Linked DNA regions of Homo sapiens: region 1 is linked to region 2. A link is an interaction called in ENCODE POLR2A ChIA-PET data of the cell type or tissue named here. Cell type or tissue: PC-9. All regions are shown on one strand.

Evidence for each region. ChIA-PET counts read pairs that join two places held together with the same protein. Peaks named below come from ENCODE experiments on the same cell type or tissue, not always from the same donor. Only the 100,000 strongest peaks of a DNase experiment are listed, where the experiment ranks them.
Region 1: POLR2A ChIA-PET joins it to region 2 with 9 read pairs; 8 of 35 experiments call an interaction of 5 or more read pairs at or near these places.

The regions. Positions count from the first base shown.
Region 1 is chr7:151,553,446-151,555,945 of GRCh38, reverse strand. No RefSeq gene overlaps it. Among named protein-coding and RNA genes, the nearest start is that of RHEB, 35 kb to the right of the region's middle. In PC-9, no CTCF peak of the experiment used is centred here; no DNase peak of the experiment used is centred here.
Region 2 is chr7:151,502,598-151,505,097 of GRCh38, reverse strand. All of the region lies in intron 1 of RHEB (Ras homolog, mTORC1 binding), which reads left to right. It also overlaps the pseudogene ETF1P2. Among named protein-coding and RNA genes, the nearest start is that of RHEB, 16 kb to the left of the region's middle. In PC-9, no CTCF peak of the experiment used is centred here; a DNase peak (open chromatin) is centred at 997; H3K27ac peaks cover 2,138 bases.

The DNA.
Region 1 (2,500 bases), 51 kb before region 2:
TAAGTATGAATATATGTATTTATTATTTTTATTTTATTTTATTTTATTTATTTTTTTGAGACAGAGTCTTGCTCTGTCGCCCAGGCTGAAGTGCAGTGGCGTGATCTCTGCTCACTGCAACCTCCACCTCCTGGGTTCAAGCGATTCTTCTGCCTCAGACTCCCAAGCAGCTGGGATCACAGGCATGCACCACCACGCCCAGCTAATTTTTGTGTGTGTGTGTATTTTTAGTAGATACGGGGTTTCACCACGTTGGCCAGGCTGATCTCAAATTTCTGACTTCAGGCGATCCACCTGCCTCAGCCTACCAGAGTGCTGGGATTACAGGCGTGAGCCACCGTGCCTGGCTGAGTATGAATATATTTAATTTAAAATTGCCACACAGGTTTTTTGCATGGGTGCTAAGGTATCAAGTTTTTCATTTCCTAGTAGTCCAAATATGAGAGGGAGAGCAAATGTGTATGTTTTCCCCATAGAAACAATAGTGGTTGTGATTTAAGCTAATGGTAATATTTGGGAGAAAGGAAAAAGTCACAAAGCTGCCAAAACAACACAATTTTGAAACTCAGAGAATTTATCAATCTGCTCCTTGTTTGTGTACCCAACACATGAGTGTCTGCAGAGTACATATCTACATACAGGTGACGTGGCACATATATAGGTACAGTCGTGGGCCATGTACAGATGCTTCAGTCAAGGACAGACTGCATATATCACAGTGGCCCCATGAGAGTATCACAGCAGCATTTTGCTGTACCTTTTCTATGTTTACATGCACAAATACCATTGTGTTACAGTTGTCTACAGTAACATGCTGTACAGTTTGGTAGCCTAGGAGCCATAGGCCATACCTATAACCCAGGCATGTAGTGGGCTGCACCATCTAGGATTGTGTAAGTACACTCTATGATGTTCACACAAAGATGAAATCACCTAGGCCAGGCGCAGTGGCTCACACCTGTAATCCCAGCACTTTGGGAGGCCGCGGCAGGTGGATCATCTGAGGTCAGGAGTTCGAGACCAGCCTGGCCAACATGGCAAAACCCCGTCTCTACTAAAAATACAAAACTTAGCCAGGCGTGGCGGCGGGCACCTGTAATCCCAGCTACTCGGGAGGCTGAGGCAGGAGAATCACTTGAACCCAGGAGAAGGAGGTTGCAGTGAGCCTAGATCGCACCACTGCACTCCAGCCTGGGTGACAGAGCGAGACTCCAGCTCAAAAAAGAAAAGATGAAATCACCTAACAACACATTTCTCAATGCATTCTCATGGGTAAGCAACACATAACTATAGGTCACCACGTGTATAGTTATATAGATGATGTGGCATATATCTAGGTGTGTAGGTGACATAGCATATTTTTGCTTTAGAAAAGGGTTTCGGGGCATGTAGAAAGGTACTCGCGATTCCTATTCCTATTCCCGCGAGGCTCGTTCAGCAGAGCTTGGTCTCCCTCAGGCATGCTTGTTCCAGGCTCCTGAGTTGTGCCAGGCACGGCACGGCTCACAACAGGCCTCTCACTGAGGCTTGGCCTTGGAGCAGCCTCTTCCTGTTGTCAGGCTACAACTAACAAAGGCCTGGTACCCTCTTCCAGCGAAGGGTTGGCATTTGTTCCTAGCAAATGGTGAAGGCGTGGCTGTGGTGAGCGTGCTGCTCCTGCTCAGTGCCTTTGTAGGAATAAGGGAAAGTGGCCCTGAATGAGGCCAAGTCTAGTTAAAGGCCACACATTGGTAAATATGTATTGAAGGAGAGATTTGAAGGGAATAAGTCTTAAGTGGTTCTAGATAGAGAAACCCTTGCTGGGTGACCCCCAGGTGTCTGCCCTGACCTCGTCATGGTGAGGCTCAGAGGGACCCCGTGGGCGCTGGCTGCCTGTGCTGTCCCACCCCCGCCTTGAGGCGGAGCTGAGGGCACTTGAGAGGATTGTCCTGAATGTCACCTGGGTGGTGGATAAGGGCAGGTGCATGTCACAAATCAAGGATGTTGGTTCTGTTTCGCATTCTAATCTCTAAGAAGAGTTTATGATGTAAATGTATTGAACTGATAGAATTTCTTAGAACATTTCTTAGGAAGGTTTAGTCTTCTAAACTCAGGGAAGCGGACGGTCTTCGCGGCCAGGGGAGATTCTGTTCCCCAGGGGGGCATTTGGCAATGTGGAAACATCTTCGGTTGTCACAGCTTGGGGTGGGGAGAGGGGACTGCGATGGGCCAGGCCCTGCTCCTCTGCCTGCACCCAGGCCCCCTAGCTCACTCATTCAAGCCACCTCCTGGGCCTCACAGGCATTGGAGGGCGAAAGGCTTTGGATGGGAGCTGCCCCTGGCACACAGCAGTGGGCTCTCAGCCGGGCTGACGCTGCTCTCAGATCAGCTTCCTTCCTTTCCTGCTGTCCCCGTCCTCACCTGTGCCCTTTGGGCCAATGGGGAAGAAGTGGCCGGAGCCGGGCCCTGCACTTGTGGCCGACTTGCCTGAGCTGCAGAGAGCAGAGGAGACACGGAGCGT
Region 2 (2,500 bases):
CACTTTTAAGCTCTGTTGGACTTGAGAAAGTTTTGTTTTTTGGGTTTTTTTTTTCATATTCTAGAAGTTTTGTAGTTTTAGCTTTTATGTTTAGGTCTCTGATCCATTTCTAGTTAGTTTTTATGTATGAGGTAAGGGTGAAGATTTTTTAAAAAACTTGAGGTCCCACACCTGTAAAAAGAAAGGAAAAATAACATTTAAAACTTTGAGAAAATTTCTTTTTTTTTTTTGAGGTAGCATTCAACAGGTTTTGGCAAGTCTGCAGTCATCTACATCCAGAATCAGGCTGTAGAACAATCCATCAACCCAAAAAGCGCCCTGTGCCTGTTTCTAGTTAGCCCCCTACCCCTTTGTGGTTTTTATCCTATAGTTTTGTCTTTATCAGGATGCCCAATAAATGGAACCATATATTATGCAGCTTTTTGCGTCTGGCTACTTAGCACAACACATTTGAGATTTATTCATGTGTACATATACCAGTATTTAATTCCTTTGTATTGCTTAATAGGACAGTTGACCCTTAATCAACACAGTTGGAACTGTGTGGGCCCACTTATAGGCAGGAATTTTTTTTTCCTCAACCAAATGCAAATGGAAAATACAGTATTCCTTGGATGCAAAGCCCACATGTATGGAGGGCCGACTTTTCATATATGCAGATTCTGCAGGGTGAAAAGCAGGGCTTCATCACACTCGGATTTTGCTATCCTCAAGCATCCTGGAACCAGTCCCCCTTGTATACCAAGGGATGCCTGTATCCCTTTGGGTGGATTTTTTCCCCCCACTTAAATTGCATGTTTTATTTCCCCCAATCCCAGCAATAGCACAGAAGCCCCATCATATCCAACCCAAACTGGTTTCGAGTAGGTTAAGGTTATAGGGACACTTGTCAGAACGTTGATACAAAGGGCTCCCAAACGCTGGGCACAAATGTGTCAGCAAACAGATGGAAGTAAACAGTGCACTGGCCCAAATGCTTCATGAGTCAGTTTGATTTTGCAATGCAGTTTGCATCCTTGAAACTGCCAGTCTGGAGGGAGACAGGGTAGCTTGAGGGAGTGAAGTTGAAATTGCCTCCTATTAGCTCACCCTTTCAACATTAAACAGACCAAGAGAGAAATGGTTCCAACATTTCACCACATCTATTTCTTATGCAGTCTAAGCTGGGAATGCCATGTAAATGGATCACTGCGAAATGCAGCAATTTAATTTTTCTCCAATCAAAATAAGAAAAAAACCAGTATGATCTCACTTCTATTAACTTTTGAAGGTTTACAGCAGTTAAAATATTTTTACTTCTGTATATGAAGGCTTAAAAAAATTTTTTTTTTTTTCATAAAATACAAGAGCAACGAATTTCACCATCGAGTAAAAGTAAAAACTGGGATTCTTGTTTAAATTAGTCCAAAGTGGCATTTAGGAACTTAGTTGTAGGCTGCTGCGCTGACACCATGACAAAACAAAGTGTGGGGTTGGGTCTGGTTTTGTTTCAGTTATCTTTTCAATAACCAGTACTCATGGATAAAGTTCTGGAAGTGTTTCAGTTGTAAGGCAGGGATCTGTTAGAATTCCACCATGGGTATGCTTCTTGGGTTGGATGCTGGAGGGTGAGGCACGTTTTGCCAGACTCATGTCTAGTCATCAAGGTCAAAAAATTCATTGTCTCCTCCTTGGTATTCCATTCCCTGGAAATCTACTCGGTACTGCAGGATACCTCCAATTCCACCAAATCCTTTCACAAACCGAGACCCGTCTTGCATTTTATCTGTGATCATTTCCAACATAGCTCCAAATTTTTTATAGTTGTTAGCAAACCATTCCAACAGGGGCATGCTCTCGATAAGCTCATGTTCCTGTCCGGTCTCTTTGTCTGTGAAATGAGATTTATCCTTTTCTTGCTTTGGAGTTAGAGAATTTTCTCCTTTTCTGTGCCTTGGCAATAAAGAACATATCTCATTATATCCAGATTTTCATAGACCATTAGAATTTCTACAGCTCCCTTTTCCAAAGTCTTTAGTGTATCTTCAACGCCAAAACAGTACTTTCGCGTGTCCTGGGTGATTTCATCAAAGTATCGTTCTATTGATTTCTTTTCTTGAATGAATTTCACTTCGGAGAGGACTTCAGTAGATAACTCAGTAGCTTGATTGAATCCATTTTCACCACCATAGGATATATCAACTAATTTTAAAACTTTCGATTGTAACCTCTGATCAAACATATCAGATTGACTTAGTTCAAAGTCAGCAGATCCAGCTAAAACTAGACCAGCCACATTCACTTTGTCCCCAGAAATAGCTGCACAGCAGTCTCTGCTACTTTCTGAACATAGTTATGTCGCTTTTCCATTTTTAAACGGGCAAAACGCCTCTACTGTGTTTCTTTGGGAGATCCACAGTGAATTTGTGCAGGACTTCTCTTGTGTTTCCTTGGAGTGTGCCAAAAAGTGCACCACTACCATCTATTACAATGAATCCAAACTTGCTGTCATCTGAAAGTA